Linked DNA regions of Homo sapiens: all the other regions are linked to region 1. The links are chromatin loops, found by intact Hi-C in ENCODE. Cell type or tissue: CD4-positive, alpha-beta T cell. All regions are shown on one strand. Region 1 holds the start of LINC02404 (long intergenic non-protein coding RNA 2404). Region 2 has its middle 97 kb from the start of LINC02404. Region 3 has its middle 64 kb from the start of LINC02404. Region 4 overlaps LOC105369905 (a long non-coding RNA gene). Region 5 has its middle 17 kb from the start of CLLU1. Region 6 has its middle 190 kb from the start of LINC02404. Region 7 has its middle 100 kb from the start of LINC02404.

Region 1 (4,000 bases):
CTTGCATTAGGTAATAGAGGAGCTGGGATTTCAACCCAGTTCCATCTGATTTCAAAGTTCATCTTCTAAATGCCCACAGTTAATACCCTCTTTTTACATTATATGCACCTGAATATATGCACAACAATCTAAAGTATAAAAATCACATAAAGGACATTCCATTTTCACAGACTAAAATAAATTTATAACATTCCTAATTAATTCTCTGCTATTAGAATAATCTTTGGTGATCTACCTCTATGATTTTATGCTTTTCTTTAATTTTCTTTAATAGTTGAATGGTTGACCTGACCTAGTACAATAACTATCCTATAACATTTTATTATAATGATTTTATTTATTTCAATCATATTAAATTTACAAGGTTTACAACTCATATTATTACTTTTATTTGTTCATTTTCATTAATTTAATAAATTAATAGGGACAGAATGCAATAAAACAAACTCAGCTTTACAAGCAAAAATAAGACTGTTTCTAAACCTGAACTCTTGGCAAACAAACAAGTACTCCCACTGGAGAAAAAATAATGTCTCTTCATTCATCAGTTTATATACATACTTCCAAAAGAAATTTTAATATGTAGTGGATGAGAATGTGTCAGCAGTTTTTTTAGAGATTAACTTGCAAAAGTTAAGGATTATCTGTTTTTTATAATATCTCTTTTATTTATCCTGTTTTCCATCATAAATGACCTTTCAGACTTTTGGAATTCAGTTTGGCCAACCCATGGTTCATTGCAGAAGCCAATTAAGAAAAAATAAAACCAGTTAATGTAAAGAGGTGAAAAGTAGAACCCTTTGTAAGAGCTCCTTGATAACTTAGAAGTCATGAGCGTATTTTTACAAACTATGTTTCACATCACATTTAATGTGAAAACCAGTGGTAGCCTTGTAAGCATCTACTAACTTTAATGGAGACCATCATGTTGGAAATTGATAGTGGAAGATAACATGGTCTCTAATATCTACCTCCAACTCTAGAAGGCAATATTATCTCTTTACCCTGGAAAATTGGTATGACTGGCCAAACTAAAGTTTGAAAAAAATTAGGCCAAGTTTAAAGACATCAGACTGTGGTGGGCAGACAGCTCTAGTAAAGCTTGAAATACAATCAGAAACATGGGAGATGTTCTACTTCTGAGCATGGAGACATATTGTCAAGACATGTGTCATCATCATTACAATGAGTACATTAGGGACTGGGCAAAGTGTTGGAAAGTCCCACAGTGAGGTGGCTGCTAAGGGAGGGGTTTCTCTGTGATTCTTACCCCAGGTAACTAGGGTGCTATCAAATTTATTCCATAAACGATTCAGAGCTATGTGAATTGAAGGGATATTCCGAACTAGAAAAAAGTAGAGTAAGTTTCTCCAACATCTTAGTTTATTTTCAGTAAATCTTGATTTCTTTTTCTTTCCTCTCCTCCCATGCAGAGCTAAAAATATCCAATGCAAAATAAAGAACTCCTATAAGCACTTACATTGATCTAATAATCTGATTATTATTTTAGCCTGGTTAATTAAATGGGCAAAGTTCAAAAACATAAAACCAAATCAAACATAACCACACCTTTATATCCACAGCATTTTGTAAGCTCAGAGAAACAGCCAGATCGAAATGTCTAATTGGCTTAAAGTATAAGTGGACTTTAATACCGCAAACACTCTACGTAATTTTCTGCAAGTTTATTTGAATGGTGCAAACTAAATGGATGAGATTTCTTTAAAGAAGGAAGTGTTTAAGTGATGTTGAATTAACACACAAATGATTAAATGTGTCAAATTACCATTTGTCCTTTGGCAAAAGCTTCAGAGCATCACCAGGGAAATAACCCTGGCCCACATTTGGTGGACTTCTGCAGAACTCATACACACATCTCCTTTCTGCTGAAAAATAACAGACGTCTATATGAAAAAAATAAGGCATATCCTCTTTGATAAATCACTTAAAGGGAGAACTGGTGAGAGGGTAAAGCAACAGGATGTGGGTGTCTGACTTACAATGCAAGCTGGTCACATGCTGTACATGTTGACATCAGCTGCGGCAGAGACATTTTCCTTGGGTTTCACACCAAGAGTGGCTGAACCCACTCCTGTGAGTAACACCACACACTGCATCAAGCAAGACTCTGTGTCACAGCATCCCTCATGGCCCTGCTGTCCACAGGGTCTTAGAGGGAAACTGGCATTGTCATCAGCCCTCTCCTGTCTGGGACCTGCCTTTGATCGTTTTCACAGCTGTCACACTCCAGTCTGCTCACAAAGAACAACAGATTGCTGGGAGAGGAATGCTCACCATACAGCTACCTGAAAGATAAGAACTGCCATTGTTTTTCCCCTTCTTTGTTCCAACCTCCCCAATAATGATGGAAAGGTGTTCCTCCCTAAAATACACACTGGAAGTGTCAGAGAGATGCTCCATCCTGTGGACCATCATCTCTTTGTCTCTGAGAAGCCCCCAACAGACCAGATTCTGTTTCTTATGTGACACAGGTCGTATTTTGCCTTGCAGTTATTTTTTCTGTGCAAATCCTATTCCACTTATTTGAGATAGGAAACATGCCCTACTCATCTTCTTATTGTCCATTACAGCTTTCAGAGGCTCTGAAAAATAAATATTTGTTAACTTAAATAAATTCCAGAAGCATTCTAATGAAAAACAGTATGTGTATTAACCCAGTAGCTATTTACTGAGTGGCTACTATGTTGTAAGCATAATTATATCCTAGTTCAAAGTGACTTGAGCATGAATATTATGAGTTTCTGCTTTCAACTCATTTATATGCTATTAAGAGAAATAGAGAGAGGAAGGAAGGGAGAGAAAGAACAGGGTATGGTGGAAATCTAGAGCAGGGAGGAATAAACTTTGCCTGGGGCAATTGGTCAAGTCTTCCAGGAGAGGAAGAGTTGATCTGGGTTCTGAAGGATGGGTAATACTCAACAGGCAGTTAATGGGAGTGTAAATTACTTCAACCATTGAAAAAATTAGCATGGTGATTCCTCAAAGAGCTAAAAACAGAACTACCATTTGACCCAGTAATCCCATTACTGGCTATATATCCAGAGGAATATAAATCATTCTGCCTTGAAGACCCATGCACGTGAATGTTCATTGCAGCACTATTGACAATAGCAAAGGCATGGGATCAGCCTAAATGCCCATCAGTGACAGATTGGATAAAGAAAATGTGATACATATACACCATTGAATACTATGCAGCCATAAAAACGAATGAGATCATGTCTTTTGCAGGAACATGAATGGAGCTGGAGGCCATTATCCTTAGCAAACTAATGCAGGAACAGAAAATCAAATACCATATGTTTCACTTATAAGTAGGAGCTAAATGATGAGAACTCATGGACGTACAAAGAAGGAAACAACAGACACTGAGGCCTACTTGCGGGTTGAGGGTGAGAGGTGGGAGAAGAGCAGAGAAAATAACTATTGCATACTAGGCTTAGTATCTGGGTGAGAAAATAATCTGCAAAACAAACTCCTGTGACACAAGTTTACCTATATAACAAACCTGCACATGTACTCCTGAACCTAAAATAAAAGTTAAAAAATAATCAAATGGCAGAAAAGATAATAAGGACATTACAGGCAAAGTGAGTAGTTCTTGCAGAACAAAATTTATGGAAGGAATGTTTTAATTAGGAAACTAAGAAAAGTTCAGAGTGACTGGAACATTGAGAGAAATAGGGAGAGAAGGGGCATATTCATTTTTGACTGCTGCATAATGAGTGATCACAAACTTGGTAGCTCAAAACAACACTGTATTAGTTAGGGTTTTCTAGAGGGACAGAACTAACGAGAGAGAGAGAGAGAGATAGATAGATAAAGGGGAGTTTATTAAGTATTAACTCACACTATCACAAGGTCCTACAATAGGCATCTGTAAGCTGAGGAGCAAGGAGAGCCAGTCCAAGTCCCAAAACAAGAACCTGGAGTCCAGTGTTTGAGGGCAGGAAGCATCCAGCATGGGAGAAAGATGTAG
Region 2 (4,000 bases), 98 kb after region 1:
AAAATATGACATAAATAATACTCAAGTATCAAGGCCTGAGCTTTTGGAGAGTAAAAAAATAATACCAGAAAAGTTCTTCAAGGGCATATAGTTGGTGGTTAGATACTAAATAAAACACTTGCAGATTTAACCCCAATAATTGATTATTCTTTAAGGGTTAAGGTCAGTGTTTTGCACACCAAATGACACTGTGGATTCATAAACTATCTGATATGTCAGCCACATTCTTGAAGACCAGAGGGTTTGTGTGTACAAGAACAGAATAGTGATCTAGTGGACAAAATTATCTTAAATACAAAACGTAATTTAGCCGGTTGTTTAAGATCAGTCAAAAACTCATTAAAAAAAAAAAAAACCCAAAACTTATGTGTTGTTTTTTTACTGTGAAGACTGCAACAACCAGAGCCAACACTCAGTTTAATGTTGTACATTTCCCTACCTCAGCCCAGAGTTTTAATAAATGGTTAAAATAAGCATTGAGGTATTACAAAAGTAATATATTGTATTTAATAAAATCAAACAAAATAGAAGAAAAAACTAAAAATCTCTCCTCATCTCCTTTTCAAGTCTCAGATTTTAAAATCTTACTTCTTGATATATATGCTTCCAGAGTTTTGATAAGTATATGTAAATAAACACCTGCAAGCAATCACTAACCCATATTTTTATTTACATATTATAAATACATATTGATCTCTTGTAGACTTCAAGTATCATAAAAATAAAAAAGGTCAGTATTTGTTTACTTTTATTCCTAGTAGCAAACACAGTGCCTGACATTGTTGATGCTTAATTGATTATCTGATGAACAAATTACTCTTAAGTTAATACATCTTAGACAGTTTCCCAAGTGAGCTTTATTATTTTTAATCTTACTAGAGTTTTCCATAATATAAACATGCCATAATATTTTAAAATATCTTGTTCACCAGGATAAATATTTGTGTAGGATTAATCCCTGGAAACAGGATATTTAGCTCAAAGTCATGAATGTTTTAAATGCTGATAGACACTAGTGAAATGGTTATTCACCTATTTGGAGAATCACAGAACCATTGGACAAAGATGAAAATTAATGTCCCCTCTCCTAGTAAATTACACCAGTGTCCTACATGATTTCAGAGTGTAATAATATAGGCATGATTCCTAGGTAAAGAATCCCTGCTTTAGAGTGTCAACCTCAGTAATCTGAGGTTCACTTCACTATAAATGGTCTCAGCTTCTAATTGCAACACGGTTTGCCAGCTTTCCTTCAGAAAACAGATGTTCTCTGAGAGGAAAATTATGAGATATTGAGATATTACATCTAATTTGCCTCATGAAAATGTTAAGCTCAGTTTACCCATTTTCAAAGGCAAATGCTTCTGTGTCAGTATAGCCGTAAAAACTCTCACTCTGCCACATCGAAATCCCACATTAAGCAATGATTTTCTTATTTTCTGCTTTAGAGTTTCTCTAACTGCTCTAGTCACAGTGATGTTACCAAAATTTTTAAGAAAAAGGAGAATGCGACGTGTTTGTTTCAATTTTTATTGCAGCAGGTTGAATTAAGTAAGAACTTCCGTTTTGCCCAGCCCAAATGTGAGAGCTGCACTGAGTCATGAAAGAGAGCTCTAAGTGAAGACAGTGACTAATAGTTAGGAGAATGCTTGGTCAGCAGAAAGGCAGACCTTGATCTTCCAGTGACCAATGGCAAACTCATATCAGCACATCAGCAGGGCAATGGGTCAAAGCCATTACTGTTTTATCATTCTTGAGTCAAAACAAGAAACTGTGACGTGCCTGGTCATCAGAGCTAGTCACTTTCTTCCACATACACACCCAGATACTCCGTTTCTTTAAGTTTATTTTTCTTAAAGGAACAAAGAAAAATTAATTTAATTAGTCCCCCTGCCCATTTTCAGAGAAAACAAAGCCTCTTCTAAAGAGATGAAACTTTCAGCTGCTTTCAGGAGGAAGCATGCTTTTATTTAAGGGACTGTAACTGATTTATAAGAGAATAAAGCACTCTTCGTTTACTCAGCTAGAAATTATATAGGCCTTTCCTCATTTCACTTCCAAAAGAGGAACATTTGGATATTGCAGAGAACCGACTTTGACATCTTTAGAGAGTGGAATCACTTGGCTGGGCTCATTTCCTGGATCCTGTGTTTTCATAGCACAGTTTCAAAGACAGTGTAAAGCCAACACACACTTAAAATTCTTGGTTTCTATCAAAACAAATCTGCCATTTCCTGCTTTACTTTTTCAGTGAGGTTCATTACAGTGCTAAATTTGAACCTCATTAAAAAATAACATCTACACCTGTCCTTAGATTATTCCTAAAAAGTAACATTCTCCTATTTTATAGTAAATGCTACTGTATGCAAACTTGAAATCTATACTTAATATCATTGAGTAAAAATGTGACCAGACTTAGGTTTTAAACTATGAAACATATGTGTATAAGTTCTTCCCCTTTTGCCCTTTGAGAAATCAAATTGAAATTCAACTGAGGAGGAAATAGGCTAATGCAAATAAGAAATTGTCATCTGGGCTTTTGCTACTCAAAAGGTGTTTTTTGAAACAATAACATCAGCATTAAGTGGGAACTGATTATAAATGCAGTATGTAGGGCTGCACCCCAGTTCTCCCTATTCACAAAGTACATTTTAAAATATTCCCGTGTGATTTGCATATACATTATTCCCCCTGTCCTTAGAAGGTATGTTTCAAGACCTCCAGCGGATGCCTGAAACCTTGAATAGTACCAAATTCTATATATACTACTTTTTTCCTACCTATCTACGATAAAATTGAATTTATAAATTAGGCACAGTGAGAGATCAACAGCATTAACTAGTAATAAAATTGATCTATTGTAATAAAAGTAAAATAAGAGTTACTTGAACATAAGCACTGAGATACTTCAACAGTCAATCTGATCACCAAGACAGTGACTAGTGACTAATAGGCATGTGGTGAGTACAAGATGGATACCTGGACAAGGGATGATTCATGTCCTGAGCAAGTTGGAGTGGGGACGTTGGGAGATTTTATCAGCTCCTTAGAATGGCACGCAATTTAAAACATACGACTTGTTTACTCCTGGATTTTCCATTTAATATTTTTGGACCGTGATTAATTACAGGTAACTGAAGTCTTGGAAAGTAAAATCAAGGCTACTGGATAAGGGGAACTACTGGACATTACTTTGAGAAACCCTGGTGTAGGTCATCGCTGTGAAGCTATGCAGAGACCCTAAATGTTTCATTCTTTAAAATACACCATTGTGTGATGAAGGCCAAATATTATAGGTATTTACAGTCCTCAAGGTTATAGAACTCGGCTGGGCATGGTGACTCACACCTGTAATCCCAGCACTTTGGGAGGCAGAGGTGGGAGGATTGTTTGAACCCAGGAGTTCAAGACCAATCTGGGCAACATGATGAAACCCTATCTCTACAAAAAATACAAAAATTAGCTGGGCATGGTGGCTCCCACAAGCAGTCCCAGCTACTAGAGGGCTGAGGTGGGAGGATCACCTGAGCCCAGGAGTTTGGGACCAGCCTACACAGCAGAGTGAGACCCCTCCATCTCTACAAAAAAAAAAAAAAAAAATTAGCCAGGCATGGCAGCACATGACTGTAGTCCCAGCTACTTGGGAGGCTGAGATGGGAGGATTGCTTGAGCCCAGGAGTTTGAGGCTGCAGTGAGCCAAGATCACGCCACTGCACTCCACCCTGGGGAAAAGAGTAAGACCCTGTCTCAAAAAAAAAAAAAAAAAAGGCTGCAGAACTTCAAGTTTATTCCCTGAGCAGGACATGTATGAAAGACTGTGTTCTTGAGGAAATTTAATTGAAAAAAGATAGTCAAACACACAACCAAGTTCTTCATAGCTATTTGAAGACCTGTGTGCAGAAAACATCACTGCTGAACGACCAAAGGAAAACAGAGCATGATTCAACTAAAACAAGCAGTTTTAGGTAAAAACAAAATCAAGAGCTCAAAACAATGAAAA
Region 3 (4,000 bases), 66 kb after region 1:
CATAGCTTGATAATGTTCCAGTTCTTTTTGGGGAGATGGGGAGAAATACAAAGGAAGTGATGTGTTCCTCCAACAAGGGGCATGTAATGGCCGGTCACCTCTGTTTTTGTGATGTGGATAGTTGTTAGAACTTCTATGCTCAGATCCATACATCTACTGGGGATGTTTTGGGCTTGATTTTCTATTTCAAGACCATTTGAAGTGCCTATATAAATCACTAATATATTGAAATTATATGTCCTTGTTATGTTATCATGTTGGTATGTTTAGATATGTTTATTTCTTTAACATTACCTAATGTAGGTTAGCCTTGCTATCTCCATCCCACTCTATAACTCTATGGAGACTCCATGTGATTTGAATGATACTGGGAGAAGACAACTTAAAAGTGCTGAAAATGGATCTTTAAATTGATTTCCCATGTTTAAAGATGACCATGAACATTCATAAATCTTCCCCCCAAAACAATCTCTTTCAACATATCAAATTCGGACAATGAATTTTGATCCAAATTGTTGGAGGAAAAAAATCAAGTTTCTTATTGTAGTGAGTACTACCTGGATTTGATTCAACAACTTTCCTGAGCACTTACTTTGTACAAGGGAGAGGCCAAAATTAACCACACTGGTATCTTTGAGTTTGGAATCTTCTCAGTTGAGAGCACTATATACCACAAAATATAAATCTGACGAAAACACATTTACCTTGAGCTATTTTTAACAGGATTTTCAGGGACTCAGGCCTAATTCAGTATCAGAAATGTTGGACTCTATACTTATTGAGAAAAAAAAAAAAGAAACCTTTCTTGCCTTCTGATCTCAAGTATGAAGGTATTGTATGGAACTAAGGCTCCTTCCAGATCTAAGATAATGTGACTCTAAGACAGGCTTCCTCAACCTTGGTACTACTGATAATTTGAGCAGGATAATTCTGTGTTTGGAGGTTGTGCTGCACATTGTTTAGCAGTACCCCTGGCCTCTACCCACTAGATGCCAACAGCACCCTCCTTCCAAGTTGTAGCAACCAAATATGTTGCCAAACATTGCCAGATATCCCCTGAGGCAGGATACTGTTTGACAGTCACTACTCGAAGTCCTTAAGGCACAGATGCACTTGGAGGAAAGAAGGAATCTGCCTGTAGTTTGCATGTAAAGCACTTATTTCAGCAGTGGTCCAACACGACAATATTCTACCTTGGGGGAAATAAGTGTAGCTATGTGTACATACATTCATTTCTATATAATTTTTAATGTCCCCAAATTCTTATAATGCAGTCATAAGGTGATATGTTAATGACAAGGATATGTTCCGAGAAATGTGTTGTTAGGTGATTTCATCATTGGGTGAACAACACAGATTGTACTTACACAAACCTACATGGTCTATCTACTACACACCTAGACTATATGGTATAGCTTATTGCTCCTAGGCCACAAACCTATGAATAAATAAATAGTTAAAATATATTTCTAAAAGCTAAGAACTTTAAAAAAACTATCCCCAGTACAATTTATCTAATAAAAATGAATAGTAATTTCTTAAAATTGTAGAATATCCAGTTACTGTTGAAAGAAAATGACGATTTGAATTCAGTTAGTGAATGAAAATGTATTGAATCTAAATTCGTGGGCTACACTATATTTTACCGGCAGAATGACATTAAGCAGCTATAGTGCTGTCATTTAAACAAAGATTCCAGTTTCTGGAAGACAATATTTTTTATATTCTAGTAATCCACACAATTGTTTTCTTGACAAAATAAGGGGGATCTCTTAGGCAGGAGTTTGTTCTGGTTTTTCATTCTCTTGGTGGCCCCCTGGTGGCCAGATGGATTTTACAAGCGGCTCTTAGCTGAGCGTGTAAAAAGTGTGTGTGTGTGTGTGTGTGTACTTTTGAAAGGAGGGGAAGAGATTTTGAGAGGGTATGATGGAGTGAATGCTAATGTACTTCTTTCTCAATAAACACAAATACTCTTAAATCCATTAGAAGCTGTTAGATTAACCATGATCTTGGCTGTAGCTCTGTAGCTAGCAAGAGATTTTGATTAAATGCAGCCTGGTACAGAAACCTGATGAACATGACTTGAGTCTTTGGTAAGCCAACTCTCTAGGTCAATTTGGATTTTAGTTTCCTATTTTAAAAAATAGGAAATCATAATAAGTGAGCTGTCAGTCCTTCAGCATCCTCCTGACTGTTAAACAATTTTATGAAATAGAAACTCTCTCATCAATTGCTCCCTAAGAAGGAAAATGTGACATAGATATTTCAGTTAAGGTATGCTCAACTTAAAATATTTGGAGACAAATGAACACATTTTATCTTTTGATAAAAAATTTTCATTACATTTTTTTCAAAATTTAAATTTGTAGCTATTTATTCATTTGAAAATATTTTACAGAAAGCCTACAATAGACAATCTATTCTACTACACATTGGAGTGCAGATGACAAGAGGAGCTAAGAATAGAAAAAAACATGTGTAATCTGTCTTAAAAGCACCCATAATTTGTAGATGACAAGCTTAGAGAAAAGTGGTCCACTTTGAAAAAAATTAAAGTTGACAAAATAAATGAATTATGAAGTAGTTATTTGGACCATAGCAGAAAAGTAACAGTCATGCTGCCATAGGGATAATGTGTCTAAAATAAATCAATTATATATGAGTGCACACACACATATTTGCAACCTGGGTTCTTTACTGATTTTGAGTACAAATTAACAGTGGGAGTTATATTGGCTGAGTTAGGTGCTTTGTGTTTATGATCTCATTTAATTGTTACAATAGTGCTATGAGAGAAGCATTGTTATTATTTTCATTTTTCACCCAAAGCCCAGGAAATTTGCTCAAAGGAAAACAGCCATTACGAGATAAAATTGGGGTTTGCCTTCTTAGCTTGGGCTCTCCCCTACTCAGCTGTATGGTTTTACTTTCTGCACATCTCCAAGTTGGACTGTTATGGTGCTCAGGTCAAGAACCACTGTCCTAGAGGCAAGTCGGATCACAGAAGCCTACAGTTTCACTTTCTTTAGTCCCAGGGTAGTGAAACAGCAAGGCACAAAAGAGTTTCTACTTTTTTAAGATTTTTTTTCAACTTTTAAGTTCAGGGGTACGTGTGCAGGATGTGCAGGTTTGTTACAAGGTAAACATGTGCCATGGTAGTTTGCTGCATAGATTATCCCATCACCAAGGTATTAAGCCCAGCATCCATTTGCTATTCTTCTGGATGCTCTCCATCCTCCCACCCACTACCCTCTGACAGGCCCCAGAGTGTGTTACCCTCCATGTGTCCATGTGTTTTCATCATTCAGCTCCCACTTACAAGTGAGAACATGCAGTATTTTATTTTTTGTTCCTGCTTTAGTTTGTTAAGGATAATGGCATCCAGCTCCAACTATGTCCCTGAAAACGACATGATCTTGTTCCTGTTTATGGCTGCATAGTGTTCCATGGTGTATACATACCACATTTTTTTAAATCCAGTCTATCATTTATGGGCATTTAGGTTGATTCCATGTCTTTGCTATTGTGAATAGTGCTGCAATGAATATCTGTGTGCATGTGTCTTTATAATAGATTTATATTCCTTTGGGTATATAACCAGTAATGGGATTGCTGGGTCAAATGGTATTTCTGCCCATATGTCTTGAGGAATAGTCACATTGTCTTCCACAATGGTTGAACTAATTTACACTCCCACCAACAGTGTCAAAGTGTTCCTTTCTCTCCACAACCTCGCTACCATCTGTTGTTTTTGACTTTTAAATAATAGTCATCTGACTGGTGTGAGATGGTATCTCACTGTGGTTTTGATTTGCATTTCTTTAATAATTAGTAATGTTGAGCTTTTTTCATGTTTGTTGACTGCATGTATGTTTTCTTTTGAGAAATGTCTGTTCATGTCCTTTGCCCACTTTTTAATGGGGTTGTTTGTTTACTGCTTGTTAATTTAAGTGTTCCTTATAGACACTGGATATTAGACCTTTCTCAGATGGACAGATTG
Region 4 (4,000 bases), 720 kb before region 1:
CCATGAATCAGCTGGTTCAAGGTGTGAACTAAGTCTCTCTCACTTAAGGTACATTCCTTAGTTGGGTTGGTTTAATTGAAGAAATATGCATTGAGTGTCCTCCAGGGCAAAATACCCATGAGAGACAGACAGAGATTTTTCTATTTCCTTGATGGGGTAGGGCAGACAATGAAGACCCTCCACTAAATATGAGCAGCCATTGTGCACATATGGTACTGAGAATGACAACGAGTCTACACAAATCCATCTCTTTTGGAGAGATGATGTGACTGTAAATGATAATGATGAGGAAGACGAACTTTTATAGTATTAGCTTCATCCACAAACAGGAAATTATTATTGCTATTTTTCTATCTTTGAAGGGAGTCTGTTAGAGATGGCAGCAACATGGATGGAGCTGGAGGCCACTGTCTTAAGTGAACTAATGCAGGAACAGGAAGCCAAACACCGCATGTTGTTACTTATAACTGGGAGCTGAACATTGAATATGCATGGACACAGAGAAGGGAACAATAGACACTGGGGCTTACTAGAGGGTGGAGGGTAGGAGGGTGAGAATCAAAAAACTACCTATTGGGTAGTATGGTAATTACCTGGGTGATGAAATAATATGTACACCAAACTCCCTTGACATGCAGTGTATTTATAGAGCAAACCTGCACATGTAACCCTGAAACTAAAAGTTAAAAAATAAATTAAAAAAAAAAGTGGCTGGGCGTGGTGGCTCACGCCTGTAATCCCAGCATTTTGGGAGGCCGAGGCAGGCAGATCACGAGGTCAGGAGATAGAGACCATCCTGGCCAATATGGTGAAACCCTGTCTCTACTAAAAATACAAAAACTTAGCTAGGCATGGTGGTGTCCACCTGTAGTCCCAGCTACTCAGGAGGCTGAGGAGGAGAATTGCTTGAACCCGGGAGGCGGAGGTTGCAGTGAGCCGAGATTGTGCCACTGCACTCCAGCCTGAGCAAAAAGAGTGAAACTCCATCTCAAAAAAACAAAAACAAAACAAAACAGGAACAACAACAAACAAACAAAAAAACAAAAGAAAAAAAAATTATCCACACACGCAAAAAGAGTTTGGGTTCTGGAGCTGGACTACCTGGGTCTCAATCCCTGTCCTGCCTGTTACTGGCTGTGTGGTCCTCATTGAATCAGTTAACCCCACTGTACCTCAGTTTCCTCATCTGTAAAGTAGGTTAGTATGAGTAAACAGCTCAGAGTTTTGTTCTGAAGATTAAATGAATACATTCTAGTGCAGCTGCTAGAATAGACTGGTATACAGTAAGCATTTAATAAATGTTACCTATTATTATCCTTTATAGATTAAAGGCATCCTGTAAACTCTAGTTGAACATCTAACTTCTAATTGCTTAAGTGGATTCCAGCAGCTGTCTTATATGCTCAGGAAGCTTTAAAACATCACAATTCACTGGTAGCCTCTTCTGGGCAGGTATTATTGCTATTGAAGGTCAGAATTAGTGGGAGGTCTATTTTCTGCAACTTTATTCATGCAGCATGCATTCTTGGATGTTACTAACGTGGCACACCCTGGGCCAGGTGAACTAGGGGTTGGGGGAAGAGTAGGGTGAGGATGCAAAGATGAACATGGTATCAGTTCTTCAAGGGCTTGGGGGTGTGAGGTGGAGTAGGGTAGGGATGCAAAGAAGCGTAAAATAGCTTTTGCCTTCAAAGAGTTCACTGTCCTGAGAGAGGGATGATCAGTAAACAAATAGTGACAAAGCAGGGAGACATGTACAAAGTGCTAAGGGAGCACAGAAGAGGAAGTGACTGAGACAGACTGAGGAGACCAAGAAAGGCTTCGCACAGGAAATGACATATAAACTGGGTCACACAGGATGAGTAACTGTCTGGTAGAAGAGAGGGGGTGAGTTTCTAGGCAGGGGCACTACATGCGCAAAGGCACAGAGGCATGACACATGAAAGCCACAATATTTGGCAGGGTGAGCAGTTCAGAAGGATGTTTACAAAATGCCCTGGTTCAAGGACGTGTCATTGCCCAAGCTCCTTACTGTAGCTGGTGGAGCCTGGCAGGGGGCGGTCCCTGCCCACCGTCCCGAGCCCATCTCTTACTTCCCAACCCTGGCCACACTTGTTCCTTTTTGTGCCTGGATCACCACAGCAGAGTTCTACTTCAGGGCTGCTGCACATTCTGCTTCTTATTTGTAGAATATTCTTCCCAACCTATTTTCATGGCCAATCCCTTCTCTATCCTCAGGTCTTACCTCCTCAGGAAGATCATCCATGGCCACTTTCCCTGATGCAAGTCCCCTGTTATTCCCCATCACAGCATCTATCACTAGGAATGTATTGTGACCTGTAATTATTTTACCTCTCACCATGTTTTTTACCTGCTTCTCTGGAAGGTAGCATGAGACATCAGGGTCAGGACACCAACTGTCTTGTTCCTGGTGTATCTCTAGTATCCTAGTCAGTTCCTGACACAGCACTCAATCGAAGTTGTTGAATGAAGAAATAAAAGTATCAGTGAATGAATGAATGAATGAGAAATTTGGAAAGAGATTGGTTTGAATATCTTCCGTTGGTTTCTCCAGGTCCACTACCCTTCTCTATTCAATTCTGTGTCATGGAAAGCTGCTTGTGTGGGCCACCTCAATATCTTCCCTCTGTGTTGGATTCAGTAAATAGGGCGCAGGTAAGGGTGAGAGGAGAGGGGTCAGGGTGGCCTTGAGCTGGCTGCATTCCTTCCCTGAAGGTCTCAGCAAGGGCCCTCTCCACACAGCCTCTCTCTTTCCTCCTTTCCACCACTTTAGGCCTGCGGTCGGGGGGCAGGCACCTCCTCCCATCTTTCCACATTACTATCCCTCGTAGTTTCTCTAGAGTCCACCTACATCTTTGTAGTCCTTCTATTAATCTCTCTTCAAACTACCTATGCCAGTCTGTTTCTTACCAGGGCTGGGGCCAGGTTAGAAAGTACCTTATGTGCCTGTAAGTAGCTCACACCATATTCATTTGACAACAGAGAACTGTTAAAGGTAGATCCTTCTGCAGGTGCTATGGACTGAATATTCACATGTTGAAATCCTAACCCCCAATGTGATGATATTGGGAGGTAGGGCCTCTGAGAGGTATTTAGGTCATAAGAGTGGAGCCCCTATGAATGGAATTGGTGTTCTTATAAAAGGGACCCCAGAAAGCTAGCTAGCTCTTTTTCCACCTGCTGAGGACACAGCAAGAAGACAGCCATCTACGGACCAGGAAACAGGCCCTCGCAAGACACCAAATGTACTGGTATCTTGATCTTGACCTTTCCAGTCTCTGGAACTCTGAGAATTAGGTGTTTGTTGTTTAAGCTGCCCAGCCGCTGGTACTCTGTGATAGTGGTGTAAGCTGACCAAGACAGCAGAGGTGTGGCATAACCCAAAGGCAAGGCTAACACACAGCATCAGCGTAGGGAATGCCCTCCAAGCTTTCAGTAACATGCCCCATCATGTTGGAGCATGTCCCACTCATATATTCATATCTCTTTATGTGTAAGTTTTTTGTTTCTTTTTTTTGAGGCAGAGTCTCACTCTGTCACCCAGGCTGGAGTGCAGTGGCAGGATCTCAGCTCACTGCAACCTCCGCCTCCCTGGTTCAAGTGTTCTCCTGCTTTAGCCTTCTGAGTAGCTGGAATTACAGGTGCACACCACCACACCTGGCTAATTTTTGTATTTTTGGTAGACACGGGGTTTCGCCATGTTGGCCAGGCTGGTCTTAAACTCCTGACCTCAAGTGATCCGCCCTCCTCGACCTCCCAAAGTGCTGGGATTACAGGCATGAGCCACCGTGCCAGGCTCTGTTTATGTGTAATTTATATACGTGCATGCTTGTACTAATAACTTTTGTACAGTATAAAGTACATATGTGGATATTAAAAAGCATAAGAGAGAGGTAAAATTTGATTTTCAATTTTTATCTCACCAAAAGCCATTGATATGGTTTGACTCTTTGTCCCCACCAAATCTCATGTTGAACTG
Region 5 (4,000 bases), 530 kb before region 1:
ACCAATCAGTACCCTGTGTCTAGCTCAGGGTTTGTGAATGCACCAATCCACACTCTGTATCTAGCTACTCTGGTGGGGCCTTGGAGAACCTTTGCGTGGACACTCTGTATTTAGCTAATCTGGTGGGGATGTGGAGAACCTTTGTGACTAACTCAGGGATTGTAAAGGTACCAATCGCGCCCTGTCAAAACAGACCACTTGGCTCTACCAATCAGCAGGATGTGGGTGGGGGCAGATAAGAGAATAAAAGCAGGCTGCGGGAGCCAGCAGTGGCAACCCGCTCTGGTCCCCTTCCACACTGTGGAAGCTTTGTTCTTTTGCTCTTTGCAATAAATCTTGCTGCTGCTCACTCTTTGGGTCCACACTGCCTTTATGAGCTGTAACACTCACCGCGAAGGTCTGCAGCTTCACTCTTGAAGCCAGCGAGACCACGAACCCACTGGGAGGAACGAACAACTCCAGACGCGCTGCCTTAAGAGCTGTAACACTCACCGCGAAGGTCCCCAGCTTCACTCCTGAGCTGGCGAGACCACGAACCCACCAGAAGGAAGATACTCCGAACACATCGGAACACCAGAAGGAACAAACTCCGGACACGCTGCCTTTAAGAACTGTAACACTCACCGTGAGGGTCCGCAGCTTCATTCTTGAAGTCAGTGAGACCAAGAACCCACCCATTCCGGACACACTAGGATCACATTAGCTTTTTCACTCACCACTTCACCCAGTTACTATATATCAATCTTACTTTCTACAAAAAGTTTTAAAATTTTATATAAATGTAATTGTTAAGCCAAATTTCTTGCATTGCTATAAGGTTTTATATTCCCAAGAGAAGGTTGTTATACTTATGCCTATACACTTTTAGTATATTCTATTTGATCTTGTATTTTCAATCTAAATGGAAGTTACTGCATTCTCAAAGCCCTCCTACTACTTAACCGTGGCTAATACAGTTTCCTAGAACACAAGGAGAGTGATCAAGACTCATTTGTTAGTGTAAATGTCTTTTCCCTGGCATTATAAATGACTAGTGTCAGGGAAAATTACTAAGCTGATATTTAGGAAATTTTTTTCTATTTTTGAAAAGTTATTAAAAACACACACACACACATACACCAGCACACATTCTTGGGATGAAGCCTAGCACAACTGTTTCAATGTGAATTCCTTTAGCCTTTTCTCCTTTTGGACAGGGAGTTTCACTGTGTGTGCTGACACATTGTGTGGGGTTGAGAAGGACAAGAAAGGAGACCAAAGATAAGGCAGAAGAAGCGGGTGGATACCACAGATAACACTTTAGGCAGGTTTAAAATTCTTATTGAAGAAAACTCACCTAGCAGTGGCTGAACTAGGTGACCCTGAAGGCTCCTTACAAACCTATGATTCTCATAATCTATCTCATAAATAAGCAGATTCCAGCCCCAGAAGCCTCAGTGTACCAACCTAGGAAACGGTAGCATTCTTTTTTTGAAATACTTGTTCTAAGTACTGTCTCTTCAGATCAAGAATGGTGTTCCTTCTTAATAGCTCCTCCATTATCACTACTCCCCCAATCACTATCTTTGTGACTATGAAAGCCTGACTCTGAAGGCTAATCCTTAACCTTCCTGGTCTTCTTTACTAAAGTCAGTCTTTGGTATGAGTCATTTGAGATGGATGCATGGGCCTTTTCTGTAGTAATAGCAACAACGATAGTAGCAATACTAATAGTTAATATTAATTGAGCACATACTACATGTGAGGAACATGCTGTGGCATAGGTACTATATTACTAACTACCACATGTTACTGAAGAGTAAGCTGAGGCACAGAAAATTACATAGTGCCAGGGGCAGTTAAATAGGCACTCCTAACTATAGAATGCAAATTACCATTCACACATGGGCATAGTTCCTGCCATTTACCACCCTCAGAGGCTGCAGACTTAGCTGCCAAACTGCCAAAGGTTTACACAGATGTAAATTTCAGGCTACATGAATCCCATAACTTTTTGTGCCTACTTTTCACTAATTCACCTGACTTTGACATCTCATGCTTCTATAAATGTCTTTTAACTCAGTGGTTAATAAGAAGCTAAAATGGTATTTTGGTATAATTACAAAGTAATCAGCATAAAGTTTTGGGCAACAATTGAATTAGTGGCTCCTCGAACAAAAGGACAGAACATGTTACATTTTAACATGGTGCGTAAAAAAAATGCTTACAGGATCAAGGCCATTAATCCCTTTAGTTCACTTGGACTGAGGGTGGGGAAATCCCAAGAAACAGCAATTCAATCACCTTCTTGAACAGCCCACATGCTCAGATGATTTCTGAGAAATGAACTTAACTTTTAGAGGTTTCATGATCAGCTGCTGGATGACATCCGGCACCAACTTAACCACTAATCTCAGATCTCATAGCAACACAGATCGCCTGGAACTCAAAATAGTCCTGCCTCAAGCTCTTTTCACTTCTTATCACTTCAGCAAGAGCATGTGAAGGAAAGGTGTCTATCAGCCAACAGCTGCTAATTTTCAGAGAAATGAATGGATGTGTGGCTGCTTCCATTTAATCAGTCACCATCTATCTCAGCAGTATTAATGCTTCCATTTGACCAGCCACCTCTATCTACACATACTTCTTTTTTATCTAAGAGTCTACTGGACTTTTTCAAATTCATCTGAACATGTGATATTTTCACAGGGCTCAACATTGAACAAAATCCTCTTTAATCCTAACCTTTCACCACTTTATTTTATTTCTCAACATTTCCCTTTCATAGAAACACATTGGAAGCTAATCCCCAAGACTTTGAGAGAAGTCACCCAAGAAAGTCTGACTTTGCTGGAAGATCTTTAAGCTGCTTCAAGCCTTGGATGTCATCTGATCACTGCTCTTGATTTCTTTATCCTTGGACTGCAGTTAGAGACTTGGCTGCTATAAAGTGAATTACTCTTGAATAAGGGCATAGTTTCCACTGTGATAACCTTGTTTCTATCCATGACAGCTAGGGAAACTGCAGCCTGAGAGTGCTTTGCTTGGTAGCAGGTGTAATGTAGTTTTGACTAAAATTCTGTTGAAGAAAACTCTCTCAGCTTGCCCCCAAACAATTTATGTCAGCAGAAGAAATAAATAAAGAAATAATAATAGAGTATATTGTTTGAATTTGTTGCAGTGGGGTATATTGTTTTATGACAAAAAAACAAGTATCAATTTTTAGTTGCACACTTCTAGGTCACCTAAATGGTTGGTTCTGGCACAAAATTTAATATAAGGAAATGTGAAAACTCCTCCCCTAACTTCTGCCAAGCCTCTCCTGTATGGTTAACTGCTGCTTTCATGTCCCCTGTCACTGAGAGGACTTTGGTAGTCATATTTCATCTCTGTAATTCCCATATGAACTTGCCTTAAGTTAAAAACAACCAAGGATACATTCTCCTTTGCTTTGTAGGAGGTGGTGCCCAGAGTTCATAAACTGAATTTAAATTATACCAAAAGAGATCTTCAAACTGTGAAGAAAGCCTAGCATATGACAGTTTGCTCATAAAGACCAAGTAAAGCTACTGTATTGCAGAGGAACCAACAGTTTAGTATAATCCAATTCAATTTGCAAGCAATCATTAATTATTTTCTGGGTTTATTATATCATTAATAGCTGTAAATAAGCCACGTATTTCAGTTGAAAGGAATCAATTCTACCTTTAAATCAAATTTGAAGAAGAGGAAGGGGAAAAAGAAGAAGAGGAAGAGAAGGAGGAAGAAGAAGAAAAACAAGAACATGAAGAAGAAGGAGGGGGAGAGGTGAGGAGAAGAAAAAGAGGTAGTGGAAAAATAAGGAGGAGAATAGAAGGGAGAGGGATAACAATGATACCACCTTTTAAGAAATCAAAAACTGGATCTGTTAGTCCTCCCTCCCTCTCAGGCACCCAATCTCAGGTGTTGCTAGACAGAGGACAGCAAGACCCTTCTAATTTCCCACCGCAGCAATACACCCAAGTGCCATCTCTTCCTGAAA
Region 6 (4,000 bases), 190 kb after region 1:
CACATTTGAGTGAGAACATGTTGTGTCCATCTTTCTGTGCCTGACTTATTTCACTTAACATAATGTTCTTCAGGTTCATCCATCTTGCCTTGAAAGACAGGATTTCATTCTTTTTTATGGCTGAATAGTATTATATTGTATATGTACACCATTTTTAAAATCCATTCACCTGTGGATGTACACTTACATTGATTCCATATCTGGGCTATTGTGAATGGGGCTGTAATGAACATGGGGGAGCAGACCAGGTATCTCTTTGATGTGCTGATTTTCTTTCCTTTGGATAAATACCCGGTAGTGGGAATGCTGTGATCCTCCAAGTTTTGATTGGAGCCTATTCTTTGTGTATCAGCTCCTGCCAAATTCAGTAGTTAGAATGCTTGCATGTGGGGTCATTATTTTGTTTGCAGTATTACACATTTTTAGATCACCAGGCTTTTCTTTTGAAAATATTAAAACTTTACTATAAATCCAAGCATAAGTGATAGGTATTAGATTATTTCTGCCCCTCGAACTAGCACAGTGAGTCAAAAGTTGACTTACATCCGTTATCCACGTGGGTATGTTTGTGAATATTTCCACAATAGGCTGTGACCCAGCTGCGGGTATCTTTGGTTTCTAAGTGCGTAATGGTTGATGGCATCAACTTTGTAGCTATATTCATACACAGGAGTAGCCACTCTAGTCACATATGGCACCTACACATACACACTCGAACACACTCCATTGTCATACATACAATAGAATTCTTATTTTTTCTCCTTCTCTCTCCACTGCTGCAAAAAAATATTGCATTTCCATTTGGCTCTGATAGAAAATGTTCTCCTGAGTTAAAGGGAGCACTTGGTTGTCCGATGAACTGGAGCTGCAGTGATAGCATACTCAGAGTTGTCAAGGAGGAGGAGATTGATTTCTGCAAATGGAATCACATGGCAACTGAAAGTGATAGCTACAAAACTATCTTCCCCTTCTGTTTGACATTGATCCTTCCGCCATGTGTGCCAGATCATTATCTTGTGGACAGAGGAGAATTGCAACTTTACGTAATTCAAGACAGTTTTACAAGAGGGAGTGGGAAAGGCAGATTATCTGGTACGATGCCCTGATTGACAGAGGTTTGTAGCCCACAGTGATGGCATGAAATACTCAAATAGAAAAGTATTTATTCATAAAATAAGGTTGCGTTTACATGGCATGGAGATCATTTTTAAAAATGGTAAGAAAATTCACAATATGCAATTCTAGCCCAGGTTAGTATCTAAAAGAATGGGCTTGTGCTAACATGGCATTTCCCAGGTCATACTTTGGTCTGCTGTGCAACTTGAAGACAATTTTTTTCCATTTTGAGTCATTGTTGCACTTTGGTGCATTTCCAAGGTCAGATTAAAGACAATTCATGGGATGTGGAATGCATCACAGTTACCCACGTTAGGACCTGGTAATTGGTATGAATGAATCAATGCATTTGCTCTGGGAGGGTTCTGAGATCAAACAGGTTTAATAAAATTGTTTTAAATGGATTCTTCCTGTCATTTAAAAGAAGTGTCTGTAACCTCATCAATTTGCATTGAAAAGTTCTTTCCTCCTTCTGGAGAGACCAGTGTGGACATATACTTTTGATAATATAGAGTAGGCACTGCCCTCTGCTACACAAGCTTACATGTGTCTGTCAAAGTGTGCTCTTCGTCTCTGGGAATTGTGCATCTCAGACTATTTGCTTTAATACTGGAGATAAAATAGCTTTAATGGAACAGGAATCTATGTGGCACATAGAACAATGAATCTCCTGCCTCTAGAAAGTGTGTACTAGAGAGCACATTAAAATACATTGCAGCATAGGCACACTTTGCAACCGCAAATCTTGTTTTTAAGGAATGAACACAGAGCAATTCTCTTGTCATCTTGATGTACATCTAACTCACCCCCAATGCATAGCTCATATCTCCTCTCTGGTTCCCAATCATTATCTGGCTTGCCTGTCCCACCTCCATGATCCTTACTCTCAACAGATAACATTTTCCCTATGGTATGAAAAGATAAAAGGTCATAATAAGCAGAAACCCTCACAAATGTTCTCTCTCACTGTTAAAAAATTTTTTTGTAAAGGAAACCATACCACAGTCCACTTCCTCATTCCCTGTTTGTTCTCCACCTACTGCAAACCAGCTTCTAGCCACACTGCACTACTAGAAAAGGTTCTCATTAAAACAATGACGACTTTCCAACTGGCAAATTCAACCACCATCCTTTGATCTCGGTGGCAGTCAACATTACTCATTATCTCTCTTCTTCCTTCTACAGTAGTCTCTGCCTTATGTATTGTTTTGCTTTCCATGATTTTAGTTATCTGAGGTCAACTGTCACCCTAAAATATTAAATTGTAAATTCCAGAAATAAGTCATGTTTTATATTGCATTCCTGCACTGTCATTCTCCCTCCTGCTCCATCCCACCTCTGGACAAGAATCATTCCTTTGTCCTATGTATCTACCCTGTGTACACTACTGGCCAGACACTCACTCAGGAGCCATCTCATTATCAGATTGACAAATCACAACAAGAAGAAGGGTAAGTACAGTAGAATAAGGTATTTGAGAGAGAGAGACAGACAAACCACATTCATATAACCTTTATTACATTATATTGTTATAATTGTTCTATGTTATTAGTTACTGTTAATATCTTATTGTGCCTAACTCATAAGTTAAAATTTATCCTAGGTATGTATGTATAGAAAAAAAATAGTACATAGAATATATTGGGTTTGGTATCCACTGGGGGTCTTGGAACATTACCCTGTGGATAATTGGAGACTACTATAATCCAAAATACTGTTTTCTCTTGTTTTAACTTTTTTTCTTACCTCTCAGATTGTTGCATTTCAGTTTACTCCAGGGACTCTGTCTCCTATGCTTGCCTGGTTAGAGGTGAGGGGAGGCATATGTTTTGAGTCAAACAGCACATGGCTCCGTAACACTGGCTCCTCTCCTCTGCCTTCTGTGTTGTCTAGTATACTCCCTCTGTTCCCATTTTCCCTGCAATTCTGTAGCCAGGCTTGGAGATAGAAAGTGCTTAACTTATTACTTGGTGTATGCATAGTAAGTGCTTAATTAAAATCTGCTCATTATGGATGGATTTAAGTGATCTAACATACATATTTTAAATTTTTCTATAATTTGATTTTGCCATTAATTCTCAATAATGCTTCCCCATCTTTAAAACAATTCAATTTATTCAAATTGCAACTATCCATTAGTTATCCTATGTTGCTTCTTTCTTCTTTCTTCTATATTAAATTGGATTTGGATCAATAGCTCTTTATATATTTCATCAGAGTTCCAGTAAAGCCTTTTGATAATTTCTTATTTAATTAAAACATTAATATAATTATATAGAGGAGTTATACATAGATTAATATTGTAAAGTTAAAGATACTGCTGAGATGAGATGAAATGGACTCACATATTTGCTTTGGTTGGGCATTTAGTTAGTCTAAAAGGCACATTAGCAATAGAAATCACCATGTGGAGCGTTTGTAGATTTAGTTTTCATGTCAGAGACAGGATCTACCTTGAAAGCATTTGAAAAGATTGCTAAGGAGACCAAACAACAATGTCCCATGCCCTCTGACTCATGTAAAGTGATGATGAATACATAAAAGGAAACACATATACACACGCACACACACACACACAGAGAGAGAGAGAGAAGAGAGAGAGAAATAAGGTTTAGTAGAAAAATATAAAAGACTTAGATTCAAATTATACCTGCAGCACTGATAGCTCTCTGATAACTCACTTAACCTCTTTAAATGGGACCCTATAGGTTGGGAAGAATTTCACCTACCTATCTGTTTTTTAGTGCTGGAAAGTCATTTGTGATTAGTAACTTTTCTACATATGTAAAGGATTATTTAGATTACCATGCACCCAATAAATATGCATTATCTATGGCTAAATTGAAGTGAACCTCACAGGAAGCTCAATAGTCTTACCTAAAAG
Region 7 (4,000 bases), 100 kb before region 1:
ATGGACTAAACATATAATTAAATTATTATCATCAGAGGCTTGAGCCAAGAAGTTTTATTTATAAGTATGCAGTTGCCTTGGCTGATGATATAGAGACTGGGCTTGGGCAATTTTTATCTGAAATATGTAAAATGGCCTAAGTATTTGGTGAATATTGTCTGGCCCCTGACCAGTGATTTAAATTTCATCCAACAGTCAAAATAAGTCTGCAAGCAGAACATTTCCTCTGTTCTACTTAATTTTAAGAGTTGTGCTTATTTTGAGCCTATCTTATAACTGCGCCAGTGGCAAAACATTTTGGTCGTGTGAAAGACAGTTGCTATTTTGACAATACTATAATAGCTGCCATTGATCAAGAGCTTACTACATGAGAGCCAGCATTCTAAGTGTCTTACTCCCTTAAGTCCTTTAATTCTCATAAGAGCCCATTGAGATGGGGTCTATTATTATTATTATCCCCATTTAACAGACAAGGGAACCGAGTCACAGAAACATCAAATAAATTGCTCAAAGTCACACAGCTAGTAAATGCCAGAGGTGGATTTAGCTCAGGTAATTTGAGTAGAAAATTTTATACTATATAGCACTATTTTACTTGTACTCTCAGCCTTTCTTTAAGTCAGATATCAAGAAAAATTATCTGTATTTGTCTTGCCATAGCAGTGCTGCATCATAAAAAATTGTATATTTTCACAAGTGGTCTAGGTACTATGACCTCCCTTACAGAAATCTAGTAATCTAATAATCAATCTCCAGTAAGCTATTTCCTTGTGTATTAGACATATCAAAGCATGTAAAAGAAATAGGAGAAGTAATTCCTTTTAATGGACCTGAAGATTTACAAGAGTAGATGATCTTTTGGGGAGGTTAAAAGGATAGAGTTGGTTCTATAAGGTCTTAAGTTCATATTGGAGAGGCAATTGATAGTGACCCTTGAATTTACTTCATTTTAAGCCATTATCATCCAGATTTTAGCTAGGTCTTTATCTCAGTTTGTTTTGTGCTATTTTAAAAGAATATTGGAGGTTGGGTAATTTATAAAGAACAGACATTTATTTCTCATACTTCTGGAGGCTGGCAAGTCTAAAATGATTAGGGTGCCAGCAGGTTGGATGTCTGATAAGGGTTCAGTCTTCATTTCCATGATAGTAATTTTTTTTTTTTTTTTTTTTTTTTTTTTTTTTTGAGACAGGGTCTCACTCTGTCACCCAGGCTGGAGTGCAGTGGTGTGATCTGGGCTTACTGCAGTCTTCACCTCCCAGGCTCAAGTGACTCTCCTGCCTCAGCCTCCTGAGTAACTGGGACAACACACAGATGCCACCATGTCTGGCTACTATTTGTTATTTTTTTGTAGAGACGGGGTTTCACCATGTTGGCCAGGCTGGTCTCGAACTCCTGAGCTCAAGTGATCCACATGCCTCAGCCTCCCAAAGTGCTGGGATTACAGGCGTGAGCCACTACACCCAGCCACCATGATGACGCTTTGAATGCTGCATCCTGTGTGTGTGCGTGTGCGCGTGCGTGTGTGTGTGCACATATGTGTGTGCGTCTGCCTGTGTGTGCGTGTGTGTATGTGTGTGTGGATGGGGGAGGAATGCTGTTCTTTGCACGGCAGAAGAGCAGAAGCGGATGAACCCACTCCTGAAAGCCATTTTTATTGCAGAATGAATTTATTCACTAGGGCAGAGCCCTCATGACATAAACAACTTCCATTATGCCCTACCTCCCAACACTGTTGCATTGGGGATTAAGTTTCCAACACGAGTTTTGGAGGGGACAAACATTCAAATCATAGCAGTCTGTCACTGCTTGAGACACATGTAGGCTTGCCTCTAATTCCAATTTTTCAACTTGAGAGAGCTGTAGACCCCTCTACCTATCTCCCAGGACTCATAATCTTACTGTCCTCATCTCATGGTAGATAAGTTGTCTCTGTTTGTCACCACATTCACTCAGATGTAGAACCCAATCCTTTCACACATTTGCACAAGAAATCTAATCTACATTGATTATGAATTAGATTATGTGCCACAAAAATTTATATGGTGAGGTCCTAACCCCTAGTATCTCAGAATGTGACCCTATTTGGAAATAGAGTTGTTGCAGATATAAATAGTTAAGATGAGGTCATACTGGGTTAATGTGGGCCTCTAAACCAGTATGACTGTTGCCTTTATACAAAGAGGAAATATGAACACAGACACAGGGAGAACGCCACGGGAAGATGAAGCAGAGATCAGTGATGTGTTTATACAGCAAGGAATATCAAAGATTGCAGGGAAGCCATCAGATGCTAAAAGACAGGCATGAAACACATCCTTCCTTCACCACCCTCAGAAAGACCCCACCCTGCCAACACTTTGATCTTGAACTTTTAACCTCCAGAACTGTGGCAATACATTTTTGTTGTTGAAGCCATTCAGTTTGTGGTACTTTGCTATGGCAGCCCTAACAAATAAATACAATGTCTAACTTTTCCCACGTTGGGTAGATTTTTTTTTTTTTTTTTTTTGAGACGGAGTCTCGCTCTGTCGCCCAGGCCGGACTGCGGACTGCAGTGGCGCAATCTCGGCTCACTGCAAGCTCCGCTTCCCGGGTTCACGCCATTCTCCTGCCTCAGCCTCCCGAGTAGCTGGGACTACAGGCGCCTGCCACCGCGCCCGGCTAATTTTTTGTATTTTTAGTAGAGACGGGGTTTCACCTTGTTAGCCAGGATGGTCTCGATCTCCTGACCTCATGATCCACCCGCCTCGGCCTCCCAAAGTGCTGGGATTACAGGCGTGAGCCACCGCGCCCGGCCAGATTTTACTGAAGACATTTGCGGGAAGGCATGTCACAGGGAGAAACACATCACACAGCCCACAGCACTCCCTCAGTTAAATTGCCCCACATCTCCCTTCACTCTCTCTTCTCATCTCCTCCATCCTGGATTAACCCCCAAATATTCATATTTAAATTTATCTCACTGTTTTTCCAGAGTAGCTTTTCTCTTCCATTGAAGTTGTGACTGCAACCAATACCCATGTCCTTGGGTTCTGCTTCTAGCACAGACATTAATCAAACAACACATCCGACACAGTCTATTCACTGAGAGAGATGCCTGTGCCAAATGTCACAGTAAAAACATTTTCTAGATGGCCTGCTCTCAGATCTTGGCTCTGCTATTTACTAGCCACATGAACTCAGGTAAGTTACTATACCTCTTGACAATCAGGATAATACAAAGGAAAATAAATTGTTCTACCAAAAAGACAGATGCACTTGTATGTTCATTGCAGCACTATTCACAATATCAAAGACATGGAATCAACCCAGTAGTCCATCAACTCTGGATTGAATAAAGAAAATGTGCTACATATTCACCACGGAATACTATGCAGCCATAAAAAAGAACAAAATCATGTCCTTTGCAGCAACATGGATACAGCTGGAGGCCATTATCATGAGAAAACTAATACAGAAACAGAAAATCAAATATCACATGTTCTCACTTACAAGTGAGAGTTAAAAACTGAATACGCATGAACATAAAGATAATAACAATAGACAATGGAGATTACTAGAAGGGAAGTAGAGGAGGGGTCCAAGGGTTGAAAAACTACTCTTTGGGCACTATGCTCCCTACCTGGGTGATGGAGATTCATTTGTACTCCAAACCTCAGCATCATGCAATATACCTTTCTAACAACTGACACATGTACCCCTGATTCTAAAAGAAAAGTTGTTGTTGTTGTTGTTTTTGTTGTTGTTTTGAGACAGAGTCTCATTCTGTGGCCCAGGCTGGAGTGCAGTGGTGTAATCTCGGCTCACTGCAACCTCTGCCTCCCAGGTTCAAGTGATTTCCCTGCCTCAGCCTCCTAAGTATCTGGGATTACAGGTGCCTGCCACCACAACTGGCTAATTTTTATATTTTTAGTAGAGATGGGGTTTCACCATGTTGGCCAGGCTAGTCTCGAACTCCTGACCTCAGGTGATCCACCCACCTTGGCTTCCCAAAGTG

Evidence for each region. Hi-C counts contacts between places; a loop is a spot of excess contacts. Peaks named below come from ENCODE experiments on the same cell type or tissue, not always from the same donor. Only the 100,000 strongest peaks of a DNase experiment are listed, where the experiment ranks them.
Region 2: it touches region 1 in a loop (2.1-fold over the local background); 3 of 110 quality-filtered maps call a loop at or near these places.
Region 3: it touches region 1 in a loop (3-fold over the local background); 8 of 110 quality-filtered maps call a loop at or near these places.
Region 4: a loop joins it to region 1, with 7 times the contacts of the local background. A loop is called at or near these places in 8 of 110 quality-filtered maps.
Region 5: it touches region 1 in a loop (4-fold over the local background); 7 of 110 quality-filtered maps call a loop at or near these places.
Region 6: a loop joins it to region 1, with 6 times the contacts of the local background. A loop is called at or near these places in 5 of 110 quality-filtered maps.
Region 7: it touches region 1 in a loop (9-fold over the local background); 8 of 110 quality-filtered maps call a loop at or near these places.

Annotation. Positions count from the first base shown.
Region 1 is chr12:91,875,276-91,879,275 of GRCh38, reverse strand. LINC02404 (long intergenic non-protein coding RNA 2404) reads right to left here and starts at 3,973. Exons shown (of 3, transcript XR_945201.2): 1 at 3,872-3,973; 2 at 1,787-1,883. In CD4-positive, alpha-beta T cell, no CTCF peak of the experiment used is centred here; DNase peaks (open chromatin) are centred at 1,225 and 2,065; H3K4me3 peaks cover 977 bases; H3K27ac peaks cover 3,105 bases.
Region 2 is chr12:91,776,787-91,780,786 of GRCh38, reverse strand. No RefSeq gene overlaps it. Among named protein-coding and RNA genes, the nearest start is that of LINC02404, 97 kb to the left of the region's middle. RefSeq lists an enhancer at 1,264-2,463. In CD4-positive, alpha-beta T cell, no CTCF peak of the experiment used is centred here; a DNase peak (open chromatin) is centred at 1,636; H3K4me3 peaks cover 895 bases; H3K27ac peaks cover 1,447 bases.
Region 3 is chr12:91,809,714-91,813,713 of GRCh38, reverse strand. No RefSeq gene overlaps it. Among named protein-coding and RNA genes, the nearest start is that of LINC02404, 64 kb to the left of the region's middle. In CD4-positive, alpha-beta T cell, CTCF peaks have their summits at 1,624 and 1,823 (motif pointing left); a DNase peak (open chromatin) is centred at 1,823.
Region 4 is chr12:92,591,908-92,595,907 of GRCh38, reverse strand. All of the region lies in intron 1 of LOC105369905 (a long non-coding RNA gene), which reads right to left. Among named protein-coding and RNA genes, the nearest start is that of PLEKHG7, 110 kb to the left of the region's middle. RefSeq lists enhancers at 2,110-2,209, 1,449-2,648. In CD4-positive, alpha-beta T cell, no CTCF peak of the experiment used is centred here; a DNase peak (open chromatin) is centred at 1,877; H3K27ac peaks cover 2,848 bases.
Region 5 is chr12:92,402,363-92,406,362 of GRCh38, reverse strand. No RefSeq gene overlaps it. Among named protein-coding and RNA genes, the nearest start is that of CLLU1, 17 kb to the left of the region's middle. RefSeq lists cis regulatory regions at 1,072-1,521, 2,152-2,685 and an enhancer at 2,114-2,363. In CD4-positive, alpha-beta T cell, no CTCF peak of the experiment used is centred here; DNase peaks (open chromatin) are centred at 170 and 2,342; H3K4me3 peaks cover 1,734 bases; H3K27ac peaks cover 3,453 bases.
Region 6 is chr12:91,685,749-91,689,748 of GRCh38, reverse strand. No RefSeq gene overlaps it. Among named protein-coding and RNA genes, the nearest start is that of LINC02404, 190 kb to the left of the region's middle. In CD4-positive, alpha-beta T cell, no CTCF peak of the experiment used is centred here; a DNase peak (open chromatin) is centred at 2,208.
Region 7 is chr12:91,976,601-91,980,600 of GRCh38, reverse strand. No RefSeq gene overlaps it. Among named protein-coding and RNA genes, the nearest start is that of LINC02404, 100 kb to the right of the region's middle. In CD4-positive, alpha-beta T cell, no CTCF peak of the experiment used is centred here; a DNase peak (open chromatin) is centred at 2,360; H3K27ac peaks cover 1,434 bases.